Regions from separate parts of the Homo sapiens genome. Here region 1 is linked to region 2. The links are chromatin loops, found by intact Hi-C in ENCODE. Cell type or tissue: PC-3. All regions are shown on one strand. Links, peaks and the distances in the headings refer to the core of each region. The heading gives the core; the rest is flanking DNA.

Region 1 (8,343 bases), core at 37-8,036, 250 kb after region 2:
AAAATAATGAATCCTCAACAAATTACTTCATATCCCACCAAACTAAACTTAATAAATGAAGGAGAAATAAAATCCTTCTCAGACAAACAAACACTGAGGGAATGCATTACAACTCGACCAGCCTTACAAGAGGTCCTTAAGGGAATGTTAACCGAGAAAACCAAAGAACAATACCTACTAACCACAAAAACCCACTTTAAAATATCCCACAGACACTGCAAAGCAACTACACAATGATGTCCACAAAACAACCAGGCAAAAACAAGACAATAGGATCAAAACCATACATATCAATAAGAACCCTAAACATAAATGACCTAAACACATAACTTAAAAGGCATACAGTGGCAAGCTGAATAACAACACAAGACACAATTGTCTACTATTTTCAGGAGACCATTAGACATGTACAAGCACCCACAGGTTCAAAGTAAATGAATGAATAAAGATCTATTAGGCAAATGGCAAACAAAAAAAGAGTAGAAGGCTCTATTTTTCTATTAGATAAAACAGACTTTCAAAAATGTAAAAGGACAAATAAGGTCATTACATTGATAAACTCTTCAATTCAACACAAAGACTCAGCTAAATATATGCACATCTGACACTGGAGCACCCACATTCACTAAACAAATCCACCTTGACCTACAAAAGAATTAGATGGCCACACAATAATGTGGGAAACTTGAGTATCCCATTAACAGCATTAGACAGATCATTGAGGGAGAAAACTAACAAAGAAACTCTGCACTTAAACTCCACACTTGACTAACTCGACCTAATAGGCATCTACAGAATACCCCACCAAACTGAATACACATTCTTCTCATTTGCAAATAGATAGATTCTACGATGCATAGAATATGCATCATATTCATGCATATTCATTCATTGTATATTCACAGAATATACAAACATATTCTATGATGGACCACATGCTCAGTAATGAAGCAAGTATCAATAAAATAAAAAAATCAAAATCATACCAAGCACGATCTTGGACCATACTGTGTAAAAACAGAAATTGATATCCAGAAAATCTCTCAAAATTACACAAAACATGAAAATTAAACAACTTGTTCCTGAATAACACCTGGGTGAACAGGGACCTATTAAGGCAGATTCTTTGAAGTGAATGAAAGGACACAATTTAACAAAAATCATTGGGATGCAGCTAAAGCAGCATTAAGAAGAATATTTATAGCCCTACACACTTTCATCAAGAAGTTACATCACAAATTAGCAGTTGAACATTGCACCTAGAGGAACAAAGAAAAAAGGAACAAATCAACCCAAACCCAAGGAAAGAAATAACTAAAATTTGAAAACTGAATGTTATTGAGACATGAAGATCCCTACCAACAATGAATGAAACCAAGAACTGCTTATTTGAAAGAATAAACAAGATAAACAGAACACTGGCTAGATTAACAAAGGAATAAAAAGAAGATACAAAGAACAACATTCACAAATGACGAAAATGACATTACAACTAATCTCACAAAAATATAAAAGGTCCTCAGAGACTATTATGAACACTATGTACACAAATTAGAAAGTCTATAGGAAATGGATAAATTCCTGAAAACCCACAACCTCCCAGATTGAACCAGGAAGAAAGTAAAAACCTGAACAGATAGATGAATAACAAGCTCTGAAAACGAATTAGTAATAAAAACCTAATAACCAAAAAAAGCCATGAGCAAATCGATTCACAGCTGAACTCTACCAGAAGTATAAAGAAGAAGTGGTACCAATCTTACCAAAACTATTGAAAAAAATTGAGGAAGAGGTGCTTCTTCTTAACTCATTCTGCCAAGCCAGCATCAGCCTGATACCAAAATCTGGCACAGACACAATGAGAAAAGACAGCTTAAGGCCAATATCTCTGACAAACATAGATGCAAAAATCCTCAGCCAAATGAATTTGTCATCATATCAAAAAGTTAATACATCATGATCAAGTAGGCTTTATTCCTGTGATGCAAGACTGGTTCAATATGCACAAATCAGTAAGTTGTGATTCATCACATAAACAGAATTAAAAGCAAAAACCAGATGATCATCTAAATAGATGAAGAAAAACCCTTCATTAAAATCCATCGTCCTTTCAAGATAAAAACCCTCAGTAGACTAGGCATTGAAGGAACATACATCAAAATAATAAAAGCCATTATGATAAACCTACAGCCAATATCATACTGAAAGGGCAAAAGTTCGAACCATTCCCCTTAAGAACTAGAACAAAACAAAGTTTGCCACTCTGACCAGTCCTATTCAACATAGTTCTGGAAGTCCTAGCCAGATCAATCAGCTAAGAAAAATAAATAAAACAGGAAAAGAAGAAGTCAAACTATCTCTCTTCACTGGCAATATGATTCTGTACATAGAAAACCCCAAAGACTCTTCTAAAAGGCTTCTAGAATTGACAAATGACTTCAGTAAAGTATCAGGATACAAAATAAATGTACACAATCCAGTTGCACTTCTATACACCAATAATGTTCAAGCTAAGAGTCAAATGAATAACACAATCTCATTTTTAATAGCCTTGTGAAATAAAATATCTAGGAATATAGCAAATCATGGATGTGAAAAATATTGACAAAGGAAACTACAAAGCACTGCGAAAAGAAATCGGAGATGGCATAAATAAAGTGAAAAACTGTAAGCTCATGGATTGAAAGAATCAATATTGTTGAAATGGCCATACTGCCCAAAGCAATTTGCATATTCAACACTATTCCTGTCAAAATACTTATATCATTCTAAACAGAATTAGAAAAAAAACTTTCCTAAAATTCATATGGAACCAAAAAGGAGCCCAAATAACCAAAGCAATCCTAAGCAAAAAGAACAACAGTGGAGGCATCACACTACCTGTCTTTAAAGTATACTACAAGGCTATAGTAACCAAAACAGCATGGTACTGGTACAAAAACAAAAACATAGACCAATAGAATACATTAAAGAACACAGAAATAAAGCTGCACACCTACAGCTATCTGATCTTTGACAAAGCAGATGAAAATAAGCAATGAGAAAAGGACTCCCTATTCAATAAACGGTGCTAGGACAACTGGCTAGTCATGTGCAGAAGACTGAAGCTCGACCCCTGTCTTTCACTATATAGAAATGTTAACTCAAGATGGTTTAGGATTTAAAAGTAAGACATCAAACTATAAAAATTCTAGAAAGAAACATAGCATATAACCTTCTCAACATCAGCCTTTGCAAGAAATTTTTGGCTAAGTCCCAAAAAGCAAATGTAACAAAAATAAAAAATTGACAAGTGAGATCTCATTAAACTAAGGAGCTTTGGCACAGCTAAAGAAACCATCAATAGGGTAAACAGACAACCTACAGAATGGGAGAAATAATCACAAATGATGCATCCAATAAAGGTCTGATAAACAATCTACAGGGAATTTAAACAAATCAATAAGCAAAAACAACCCCATTAAAAATGGGCAAAGGACATGAACAGACACTTATCAAAAGAAGGCATATAAACAGCCAGCAAACATGAAAAAATGTTCATCATACTAATCATCAGGGAAATGAAAATCAAAACCACAATGAGATGCTAATTTCACACCAGTCAGAATGGCTATTATTAAAAAGTCAAGGCTGCAGAGAAAAGGGAAAGCTTACAAACCAGTGGTGGGAATACAAATTAGTTCAGCCACTGTGAAAAACAGTTTGGAGATTTCTAAAAGAACTTAATAAAAAACTATCATTTGACCCAGCAATCCCATTACTGTTATATACCCAAAGAAAAATAAATCATTCTGCCAAAAAGGCACATGCACTCATATGTTCACTTCAGCACTATTCACAATAGTAATGACATGGAATCAACCTAGGTGCCCACTGACAGCAGACTGGATAAAAGAAATGTGGTACATACACACCACAGAATACTACATAGACATAAAAATGAATGAAATCATGTCCTTTGCAACAACATGGATGCAGCCTGAGGCCATTATCCTAAGTAAATTCACACATGAACAGAAAATCAACTACCGTTTTAAGCTAAACAAAGTGATATTATAAAAATTATAAGAAAGTGAAAATACACTTACAGTACTGTACTATATTTATCAATACCATATGTTTACATTGTCTGTTTCAAGATGAATCATCTGTCTGAAATGGCAGGCAACTACAGCTGCAGACACATCAATCTATGATACATATCAAGCAATTCAATTTTTTCTTGTAATGTCATGACTTTTCTCTGTTTCTTGGGAGCACTTCCAGCATCACCTAGTGGCATTTCATATAGGTCCCACCGTGTTCGGCAAGCTTTACTGTATTGCACCAAACACGATAAAAATACTTGAGAATCTCAAGAAATCACTTTTTACTATGATGAGCAATTTACTGGAAAGATGAACTGCTAACAGGGAGATACTTAAGAGTCACATGGTGTTTTAAGCAGATATTCCCAACAGGAGCTCATCACAATAGCTACAGGATGTGGCTACAAAATGATTATAGTACAGTATGTACTACAGTAGGTACATTCAGTCATGATTTAATACTGTATCTTTACATTTGTTTACATTTATCTCAGTTGTGAATGACACCATGTAGGGCATTTGGGTGCAAAAGTTTTGATAAACTGTAACTTTTTATAATAAGATATGTAAGTTTTATGATAGTAAATGATAAAATATTACCTACATGTATTTTACATATTTATGACATAACTTTTTCTTAATTGTTTCAATATGTCTATGCTACATGGATTATCTGCAAGATTTTTTGAGCTACCTCACATTTCCAAAACTTTTCCAATATATTTACTGCAAAAATCCATATTTAAGTGAAGCACAGTTCAAACCTGTGTTGTTCAAAGGTCAACCGTATATCTAGTAAAGCAATTGTGACTGATATCACCACCTGATAATTTTATGGTAGTCCACCATTTCCTACTATGATCCACATTTTTTTTTTGCAGAAGCTGGGGAGCTGAACTGAATAGAAATGTGGATAGCACTATTATCCCTGAATTTTCAAACACTTTGACTGAGGGTGTTAATCCCAGAATTTATTTTCACGATGTCGGTATTTTTCCTTATTTGCTCGCTTGATTATATAGGGGCAGAGGCACAGTTTAAGGAGCCTGCACTTGAATCCTCTTGCTATAATGGCTCTATTCAGGTCAAGAATAAATGTGGTTTTATATCAACTGCTAATGATATTTATCCTAATTGTACATTTGGAAACAGAAAAAAAAAACATAGGGTAAAGTCTCCAGATGCACTGGATGCACTATAAAATGAACTCAAATAAAAACTATATTTACCACCTGGCTTCTGTAAATTCTGAATAAGACAGAGAACTACAGTAGCATTTTGTGTTCTGGAAAATGTGTCAGTTCTATGTAATTCTCCTTGTAAGTCCATATTTATCCATCTGAAGGACTATGTGTCTCCTTGGGAACAGTTTAAAATACTTACTGCATATATGTGTGGTGACATTTCAAGATCTTTCCTTAAGGTGTCCCAGCTTCCTCTTCAATGTACTCTGGATTAGCAAACTAGTTTAGATTTGCAAATTTAGATGAGGGGCAATGATTCTGCACAATGGAAGCTGCTATCAGGCCTTTTCTCACTGATGTTGATATTTTCTTATTTTAGAAAGTTAAGAAATATCCTAGGTGACTGGTTACTTGCTTTACCCTAAAAACACCACGATTAGCCAACACCAAAAATTCCTGCAAATAATGGAATCTTGAAAGCCAATCCAGCTTTTCTGCCTATTGTAATAATGTCCAGTATGCTTTTGAAAATAAAATTCTGCCACATTTCTCCTACTATTCTGTGATCAAATAATCCATATTATTCACATTGATATTTGGCATCCATTTCTATGGAAGCATCCCGTAAAATCAATCCAAATCTCAATGCAGGATTTCTTATTGCCCTAAAATAGAAAGTGTCCTCTGGGCTCACCTCTAAGAAAAATAGCCAGGTAGTAAAAATCCACCCCAGTATTTCCATCAACCTTTAAAAGACTATGCCAAGGAAGTTCCAGGATACTTGCTTCATTATGTACATCATCTCTGAATCTAGATGTCAAGGAACTATTGTGGTATTAAAAAATAAACTTAGTCACATTAACATTTTTAAAGTTTATTTTAGCGGACAGTGACTCATGAATTAGGCAATACCAGTTCAGTGCTCCATTTGGGTGAAGGGTTCATGTGAGACAGAAACTTTTATAAGGTGTTTGCGGAACACCTTATAAAAAGAAAATATATTCAATTGGTTACAGGAGAAAGGCCCTAGTTAAAGTAGTGTTTTTGGTTTCTAATTGGTAAAATCTCTAGGTTCATCTTACTCTTTACATTTTGCTTCAGTTTGCTTATGTAGAAATGTAACACCCAGGAGCCATCTCACCTTAACGGCCTTCCAATAAATTTTTTTTCTAACACTGAAAGATTATTAAGGCCAACTTTAATAGTACTTGCCAAAACATTGAATCTTGTCATAAAGAACATAACTTCATGTCTATCAACTTTCCTCTTCCAGCCTTACATCACTTTAGCCTAATTCATTGAAATATATAAATCTGCGTATTTCCAAATTTTACCAGTATATATTAGCCAAGTCTTACAGTTTCTCTGACATGTAGACTATTGTTTTCCAGATCAGCACTTGTACTTCCACATTGTACTTGCCTATTCTGTTATCAAGCTGGTGTTATGTGGGTGATTTTTGAGGAAAACAAGCATCACTTTGTGAGGTACTTCCCCATATGAGGATATTACATGGTATCCACAGATTGGGAGGGGGGTTCTTTTAGCAAATAAGAGGTTACTTGCTTTACCCTAAAAACACCATGATTGGCCAACACCACAGATTGAATCCTCTTACTATAATGTTTCTACCAGATAGTAGGATGCAGGCGAATTAGAGTGTTCGAGACTTTCAGGCTCTAGCCAATGCTCCTCTCCTGTGGGTCCAAGGTCCACTTATCCCTAACTTTTATATAGGCGACACGGTCCTTGACTTTTACTTGAGAGAGTTGACAAAGTTGGTAAGTTAGTGTCCTTTATATCTCTGCCACCTTGAAATTAGATCATAGGCACAGCTTCATAGCGAGGAAAATAAAGTTCTTCCCTAAATGTACAATAAAGGTATTCTGGTTTTGAGAGTCAGCCAAAAGCTCTGAGTCTATTCTTTTCTTTTACAGCTTCCTTAAAGTTATACTGCTTTCATAACACTTCATTGCTGAAGTTATTTAATCTCCTAATACCCTTTCTTCCATATATACCTCATCAAAATTAGCCACAAGGGAAAGCTTAATTTGTAATGCTATAGCATACTAATGATGGGGCATCTATTATATTCAGACAGCTGGAAAGTAAAAGTAAAAAATTATATCCTGAATGTTTTCTTTTGAGGACCACCTGTACTACAAATGTTCATAGCCTGAGTTACCAAAAATAAAAAGCCTGAGATGAGAATTAATTGTTGATTCTCATTATAAGAAGTACAACCTGAGAGCAGTGAGAGTGAGTGAATAAGCACGTAAGACAGGAAATGATACCTCACAAAATACCTGGGATAGATTACTGTGTTTCACAATGAGCCACAAGAAAACACAGGAAGTTGCTTGACTGGTTTAACTACTCAGCCATAAAGGAAATTTTGGAATAGACTGCATGGAGAATCTATTCTAGGGTCCATGATTTCTCCATCTAAATCCTATGTACGCAGACTTTTTTTTTTTTTTTTTTTTTTTTTTTTTTTTGAGATGGAGTCTCACTCTGTCGCCCAGGCTGGAGTACAGTGTCGCGATCTCGGCTCACTGCAAGCTCCGCCTCCTGGGTTCATGCCATTCTCCTGCCTCAGCCTCCCAAGTAGCTGGGACTACAGGCACCCGCCACCATGACTGGCTAATTTTTTTTTTTGTTATTTTTAGTAGAGACGGGGTTTCACCATGCTAGTCAGGATGGTCTCGATCTCCTGACCTGGTGATCCGCCCACCCTGGACTCCCAAAATGCTGGGATTACAGGCATGAGCCACCGCGCCCGGCCCATAGACATATTTTATTTTCCTCAAATATATTACTACATATTAAAGTATACTCATAAGATAAATCTCTTATCTTTTTGCCTGCATATTCCCATCCATCTTTCACTCATTTATTTATTCAACATTTGTTTATTAAACAATATTTGAAGTTCTGGATATACAATAATGGGTGACAAATGCAACCGTAAGCCAGTCTGGTCAGATTGAGATAAAAGAGAAGGATAAATAGGGAAGAAGAAGGAATAAGCACAGAGGAAGGAGAAAAAATTAATCTTCCTAGTTTCCTCC
Region 2 (8,343 bases), core at 164-8,163:
AGCCTGGGCAACAAGAGCAAAACTCTGTCTAAAAAAAAAAAAAGAAAAGAAAGAAAGAAAAAAGGAAGGTATTCAGATCAGCCTCAACTCACTGGTAAGGATTGCCTTAGATTTTTATCCTTGAGGGCCAAGGATTAGTCTGTGTAATTGAAAATATATCCTGCTGGATTAATGCTATGGACCATTTCAATGCAGAAACTTGTGAAAGACACTTCTTGGTTTTCTAAAGTAGACCTTATTGATGTATAGGAATTATTCTATAAATACCTTGAAGGACATGGATGAGCATAATATTGCAGATTGACCAGATCTACTTGTTTAGAGTACTAGAGATAGTAGCCTTATGGTCAGATTATTCAGGGTAGCTGTTGAGATTATTCAGGGCAGCTGTTGACATGGCATAATCTAATGGGAAAATTTGCCAGAAACCAAGATGATATTGATTAGAGGGAGTGCTGTTTTGGGGAAACAATTCTCTATGGATCTCTGATGTCTCCATGTCTTACAAGCAGAAGCACTGACTGCTGTTTGTCCTGGACTATCTTTTAAGGCATATTTACATAGAGATAGTGTCTTCACGGGAGCAAAGAGCACACATGCTTACTGCCCAGATAATGTTTCTCTGAGAGCAAAAAGCAGAAATGCATCCTGCTCATTACTAAAGATTCGTGTTTCTTAAGCTCAGTGTCTCTTTCCTGTGGACTACAACCCACTAAATGTGCATGTATCATCTGTCCCTCCTAGTGTCTCCTTATAGAAATGGGGACCTGGGAACAGGTGCAAAATATATGCTGATACACTGGCTACTGGAATTAGCTTAAAGTAATAAACTCCCCTTTTTCTGTGACTCAGGAGTCTCATGTCTTCTGCCACCAACCTTGAAGTTGGGTCAGTCTAACTTGTTAAGTTACAAATAGGGTAGAACCTCAGACCTTTCGCAATTCTTAATAAGGTGATGTATGCCACATTTGGGCCAAGGCAGAGAAAAAATGTGTATGGTTCCCCTCACCTCCCATCCCCCTTTTAAACTGCTATTGGATGGAAGCCCACAATGAAAAGAGTTGTTTCTCTGACAGCCCTCTGCATAACAGGAAAAACTGGTTGTTCTATTAGGTAAGACAGCAATCATTTTTTAGAAAGCTAACTTACTGAAGTAGGGTTTATTTGCTACCATGGTGGGAGGTTTGTGCATTAATTTGACTAAGAATGACAGACTAACAAATGTGAGTAGCCAGAAATCACACACATCACACCTTCTGAAAATGTCTGTGGAACCAACTGCAGATGAACACATAGGCCAGTACGTCTTGGTAGGCAGCACAGGTGGTGATTCCCTTACTCATCTGCTATGGTGTATAAACTTCAACTTCAAGGCCTAAAAGCCTCACAACCCCATAATTGGAGGTGTTCTGAGTTTGTCTTGCTCTGCTAGGTCTCTGAGCATTACTCTGGTATGTGATGACCAATGGAAGACTTGTCTAGCTACCATTGGTTTTGAGTCTTTTCTAGTACATGTTGTTCCTATTGGTCTAGTATATCTGCTGTCTGAGCATTCACCTTTGTTCACTTACTATTTCACACATTTCTAGAATTACTCTATCAACATAGAAATAGTATTGGATGATGGATGCCACTCCAACTAGTTATGAACAAATGTGGCACTTTATCAGTAGTTGAGCAACAGGCTAAGAAACAGTAAACACTTCAGGACAGAAGGTTGGATAACTTATTATGTGGCAAATATTTCATAAAATTGCTGTGTGCCATAATGTGAAAAGCAGACCAAGATTTTACTGTACCTGTATTTCTTGGGAAATTTTGTTCTAAAAATTAAAAACATTTGTGTATGTTGGCTTTACTCCCTCTCCCTGTAAAATGGGACTTTAAGAAATAACAGTTCATGCAATAACTATCTGCTTTGATAGCTGAAATGGGAAAGAATAGAGAAATTTACCGCTTAGCAAGATTGAGAAAATCTACAGACAAGAAGGGTAAAACAAGACAGAGAACAAGTTAAGGGCAACAAATACCCAGTAAAGTTTCCCAGTTAATCTAAGTGACTCAGTCCAGAAGCAAAGATCAGATAAGGTTTTACTTTGCCTTTCAAGTGAAGTGTTTTAGGTGGTCTCAAAATAGCCACCATTAGGTTGAGAGTGAAAGGTGTGGAAGGGAGAAAACGAGGTAAGACAGACTTGAGAATTATTTCTAACAAAGGACTTTCATATAGTTCCTGGTACTTAGCATTGATTAGAAGCAAAAGCCTCCCCAAGTCACAGGAAATTTTTCTGGGGAAATTTGATAACTAGTTGTATGTATCAACTTGACTGGATATTACTTTCTCCTACTTGATGATTCAGACACTCGGACTGTTTCTAAATTTTTGTGCAAATAGTTCCCAAGGATTCAGGGACTTCTGTTCCCAGCTCAAAATCTGGGATCTCACTCCCTGATTCTGTATTCTAGCAACTCCAACACAGATCCTACACTGTCATGATCCTGCGTTTCAGTAACTAGCAGACAACTATATGCCCTTATCCCCTTTCCCATCCATTTTATAGTTACAGTGCAGGGACAAGACATCCATGATAAAAAGCAAAACAAATATGCCACCTGAATATTCAGAGAAGGGAAGAATAAGAAAACACACCAACTCCAGTTCAAGGCAAAGGGGCAATCCTATAGGAGGGCGTCATGAAGCCCTGCTCTGGCAGGGGTGGAAGTTCCTGAGTAGACAGTAATTCTGCTCTCTGAAAGGATCATTGTTCTCTGTGAGCCTTCATTGCACTCTACATAGATTTCCTAGTTCATGTTCCTGTTAGAGTCATAGGTGAGGTGGATGTCTACAAGAGTATTTAAGGAGGAAATCAAAACCTGACTTGATAGACTGAGTAAAGATCACCCTTCACCAGTGCAGGTGGGCGTCATTCAATCCACAGAGACCCTGAACAGAACAAAAAGGTGAAGGAAGGAAGAATTCACACTCTCTTTTTCAGCCAGGACATCTGTCTTCTGCTCTTGGACATCAGTGCTCCTGATTCCCAGGCCTTAGGACTTGAGTCAGGACTTTTATCATTGGCCCTCCATTCAGTTCTTGGATTGCAAGTATACCAGCAGCTTTTCTAAGCCTCTAGCTTGCAGACAACAGACCATGTGACTTCTCAGCCTCCAGAAGAATGTGAGCCAATCCCTCATTAAAAAATCTTTTTGTATATATCGCTCTATATATGTCCTAACAATTCTGTTTCTCTGGAGAACCGTAGCAATAAAAAAAAATCAAAATCCCTGAAGTAGAAAGCCTTTGATATTTGTTCTTGAACTGCTATCAGATCCCAAAACACACACAAGCACAAAGCATGCTAGTAAAGCCCCACAGCCATCACAGAGGGAATAACGCCAACATCCACCTCACCTCTGACTCTAACAGGAACATGAACTAGGAAATCTATGCAGAGTGCAATGAAGGCTCACAGAGAACAATGATCCTTTCAGAGAGCAGAATTACTGTCTACTCAGGAACTTCCACCCCTGCCAGAGCAGGGCTTCATGACGCCCTCCTATAGGATTGCCCCTTTGCCTTGAACTGGAGTTGGTGTGTTTTCTTATTCTTCCCTTCTCTGAATATTCAGGTGGCATATTTGTTTTGCTTTTTGTCATGGATGTCTTATCCCTGCGCTGTAACTATATAATGGATGGGGAGGGGAGATAAGGGCATATAGTTGTCTGCTAGTTACTGAAACGCAGGATCATGACAGTGTAGGATCTGTGTTGGAGTTGCTAGAATACAGAATCGGGGAGTGAGATCCCAGATTTTGAGCTGGGAACAGAAGTCCCTGAATCCTTGGGAACTATTTGCACAAAAATTTAGAAACAGTCCGAGTGCCTGAATCATCAAGTAGGAGAAAGTAATATCCACAAGTTATGATAGTGTAAAATTCTATTGTGTTAAGCCACTGAAATTTGCAGGTTTCTTTCTTAAAATACTAGTGTTATCCTTAGTTGGCAATTCTCAAATTAGTATTCATTTTCAGCACCTAAAGAGCCTTTTCAGACTTTTTATTTATAATGACCTCTTATTAAATTTTACTGTCTGTTTATGTTTTATATGTGTATCTTTGCATTACATATAAGAAGAGAACTATTCTCCCTCCACACCAGAATCATTTTTTTTTTTGCCCCTTGAGGGCGCAATTGCCTGATTGAGAACAGGTGCCCAGAATGATGCTAAGATGTGTTCCCTCTCCTGCCCACCTCTCTTTCCTCTCTTAAGGTTCCCATCTATCACTGCACACTAATCATGTTCACCTTCTTTCTATTTCTTGAACATGAAAAGCTCTTTCTAACCTGAAGGTCTTTTTTATTTGTTTACTCTTTTCCTTGAAAACTTTTAATTTCAGTCTTTGTACTGCTGACTTCCTCTAATTTTTTGTGATATTTCTTAACATTTTCTTAAATGTTACCTTTTCAGAGAAACCTGTTTCTAAGGTGATCTACTCTTGTTATTCTTAGTATTCTGTTTTCTTTCATAGCACTTATGATAATTTTAATAATATATTTGACTATTTTGATATGTACTTATTCTTATGCCCGTCACTCACTACAAGACACTCCATATATACTTGGAATTAATATACTTGCTAATTAATACTGAAGAGCAGACATAAAAATGATAAGTTAATGAATAAAGCAAGCAAGCAAGAAAGAAAGGAATCAATAGCAGGTCAATTCCACTATTTTTAAATTAACCTTCTTTTCACTCCATTTCCTCTTTTGCTGTCTAGAGTTCAAAGTTCATATTTGGTTTTGCTAAACTTTAGAGAAATTTCTCATTAACCTGTGAAAGAAATGTTAAGTATAAAATTTCACTAAAGCTGAACAAGTTCATGCTCACCACTTCAGGTCCATCTGGTAGCTTCTTGCCCAGATTTCCTTCTCCTGAACTTCTCATCCAGAACTTTCAAGATGTTTTCCAGAGGCCCACGATAATACTTACTAATAAATATGTTACAAAAGTTAGTGACCACATGTACTACCTGAAGGTGTTTCCAAGGAGAAGATTTCCCCTCTCCACTGTCTTTCAAGGCCACCCCTCAGTGAAGTTGTAGTGTTCAGTCAACCCTTCTGTGAACCAGGCTTTAGTTTCCTTCTTCCTTTTTCATTCTTCTATTAGCTGGTCACTGGGGCTTCACACAAAGGCACAGGTGTAGGTGGAGATAGATATGTTGATGTAGAGTAGGTGGTGGATGGGGTGGTTCCTACTTGTTTATGTAATTTACTTATGCCATCCAGATCTGCTTGGGCTTAATCCCACATATACCACTTTCAATTTATACTGGTTTGTTGCTAGGTGGCCTACATTTATGACATGATGAGTCTGACAATGATTAGTGTATGATGGGCAGCTTTAGTCATATGGTCGTTTGATGCCTTACAATCAGATATTCAGTTTCCAGTAAGGCCCCCAATCCAGAAATTGTACTGCAAGTGGTTTACAATTCCCTGCTGAAGAGGAAGGTCTTATTCCAAACCCTAGTGGCCTGTGCTGTAACTTTCTTATTAGAGTACTCTGAGGACTCCACACAATGTTCTTTTCTACAGCAGAGCTCAGAATATTATAGCCTACGGGACAAATCTGACTCAGGGCCTGGTTTTGTAGTTAAGGTTTTATTGGAACATAGACACACTTATTTGTTTACATATTGTCTGTGGTTCCATTTGCACTACCAAGGCAGAGTTGAATAATTTTGGGATAATGGTAGCGTTGAATAGTTGTACTACATCAGCAGAGTGTAGTCATTGCAGCAAAGACCCTAAGGCCTTCAAAGCCTAAAATATTTACTACCTGGCCATTTACAGAAACATTCTGCTGACTCCTGCTCTATAACTTGTTGGATCTGCCAGATCATATCACCCAAGTGGTAAGGCTGTTTCTACAACAGCGTACAACTGCTGCTAAGCTGACTTCGGCTCTAGACCCACTCAAAATTGGCAGTGTTCTAAGTCACCTGATAAATGAATCAAAGCAGTACGCCCTAGTATGGTATGTGTTATTTCAAAAATCTGCAAATGTCTGCCAAGCATTGCAACCTTTCAGTAGCAGGAAGTTCTGATGTCCTGGCATGCACCATATCATTGGATCCTTAAAAGTTTCATTAATATGGCAGGTCCCTTGCTCTAGCAAGCAGTCAACTTAAAAAGGCATACATGATCCGGCGCAGTTGCTCACACCTGTAATCCCAGCACTTTGGAAGGCCGAGGTGTGTTGGATCACCTGAGGTCAGGGGTTCAAGACCAGCCTGGCCAACATGGTGAAAACTCATCTCTACCAAAAATACAAAAAGTAGCTGGGCATGGTGGCAGATGCCTGTAATCCCAGTTACTCGGGAGGCTGAGGCAGGAGAATTGCTTGAACTCGGGAGGCGAGGTTGCAGTGAGCCGAGATCGCGCCACTGCGCTCCAGCCTGGGCGACAGAGAGAAATGCTGTTTCAACAACAACAACAATGACAAAAACAAAGGCATACAGAGTATCTGTTACTTCCTGCTTCCCAAAGTCTTGAAAAAGAGTCAGAGAGATTGTCCATAGAATGTCCAGATAATCAAGATCTTTTCAGACTACAGTGTGACGATGTAGCAGAGTCAATACCATCCTGAGGCGAGATCATGTGCTATTTACTTTCCATCCAAATGAATGCTTCTGATTCTTTTTCTGACAGGGAATAAAATTAAATTCATTCACTAAATTAATAGCTACTATATGAATTTTCTGCGGCTGCTGTGACTATGGCAACAGTAGCTTAAAACAACACAAATTTCTCATCTCGTGATTCTATAGATCAGAAGTCTGATATAGATCTCTCTGAGCTAAGATCAAAGAGTTGGCAAAGTGCATTCTTTTCTGGAGTCTGTAGGGAAGACTCCTTTCCTATGCCTTTTCCACCCACTTTCCTTGGCACATGGCCTCTTTCTCCATCCTTAAAGCCAGCAATGTTTGGCCAGTTCTCACAATGCCGTCTCTTTGGTTCTCTCTCCCTATTCACTCTTCTGCATTTAAGGACCCTTGAGATTATATTAGGCACACACAGATAATCCAAGATAATCTTCCTATTTTAAGGTCTGATGTTTAGTAACTTTAATTCCATCTACATCGTTAATTTTCCTTTGCCATGTAACCTAACATATCCACAGGTTTCAGAGAGCAGGACGTAGACATCTTTGTAGTGCTGTTACTGCGTCTGCCACAACTACATATCAAGTATGGAGTCTGTGTTGCCTTCTTGTAGGAAATATGCTAAAGCAGCTGTGAAAATGAGTGTGCCACTTGGTTAAAGATATGAAACTTCACTTTCAATTGCCATGACGTATCTAATTTGTTATAGGCCAGTATTGGTGAATTAAATGAGGATAAGAATTCAGATCACAAAACTTATTTTTTAAAAGTCTTTGAGTTTGGCATCAATTTCTACCATTTGGCATGTAATGCAGTAGTGTTTCTGATTTTCTATCCTGGATAGGTTGAAGAGGCAGTATCAGAGAGGTCTGCTTATTTTTTTCTATAATAATGTTTCTTATACCACAGAGCAGGGAACCAATGTGAGGGTTCTGCTAAGTATATCAATGTTAGCACAGGCAGGGATTATGAAAACAATAGAAGGAACTGCTCCTATGTATACTTCTGGTGGCATCAGGATCCTTCAATATAACAATCTGATTTAGCTTCCAATCTTTGTTAATAAAATTTCTGAAAAGGAGATATACCTGCTTTGTCATGAAAGATAGTTCTCTATGGAGATATGAGTAATACCGAACACACTGTTAACTATGTACATTGTGGGAGGCAGGATTCTAAGATGGCCCCCAAGATTCCTTCCCCCTGGTGTATATACCTTTGTATGTTTCCCTCCTCTTTAATATGGGCAGAACCTGTAAATATGATAGGATTTCACGCTTGTGAATAGGTTACTAATCAGTCAACTTTGAATTAATCGAAAGGGAGATTCTCTGAGTGGGCTTAATCTATCGCTGACCCCTTAAGAGGGATTGGAACCTTCCTGCAGTCTAAGAGATTGGAAATGTGGGAGGCCCTATGGAGGGGGCCAGGTTAGCTGGGTCCTGAGGGCAGCCTTGTGAACTAGGAGCAACCCCTGACTGAGCAGCCAAGAAAATAGAATGTCAGTCCTACAATCACAGGGAACTAAATTCTGCCAACACCTTGCATGAGTTTAGATGAGGACCTCTAGATCCTATTGAGTCTAAGTAAACACCTTGAGTTTGGTCTGGTGAGGCCCTGAGCAGTGGGCCCAGGGAATCCATGCCTGGACTCCTAACAGATAGAAACTGGGAGATTA

What was found. Hi-C counts contacts between places; a loop is a spot of excess contacts. Peaks named below come from ENCODE experiments on the same cell type or tissue, not always from the same donor. Only the 100,000 strongest peaks of a DNase experiment are listed, where the experiment ranks them.
Region 1: it touches region 2 in a loop (13-fold over the local background); 2 of 110 quality-filtered maps call a loop at or near these places.

The regions. Positions count from the first base shown.
Region 1 is chr4:175,121,403-175,129,745 of GRCh38, forward strand. No RefSeq gene overlaps it. Among named protein-coding and RNA genes, the nearest start is that of ADAM29, 210 kb to the left of the region's middle. In PC-3, for the core only: a CTCF peak has its summit at 4,293 (motif pointing left); DNase peaks (open chromatin) are centred at 4,219, 6,139 and 7,609; H3K4me3 peaks cover 1,143 bases; H3K27ac peaks cover 3,632 bases.
Region 2 is chr4:174,869,942-174,878,284 of GRCh38, forward strand. It overlaps LOC101928551 (a long non-coding RNA gene), which reads left to right. Exons shown (of 5, transcript NR_125900.1): 4 at 1-94; 5 at 5,854-6,023. Among named protein-coding and RNA genes, the nearest start is that of ADAM29, 44 kb to the right of the region's middle. In PC-3, for the core only: a CTCF peak has its summit at 4,202; a DNase peak (open chromatin) is centred at 950; H3K27ac peaks cover 462 bases.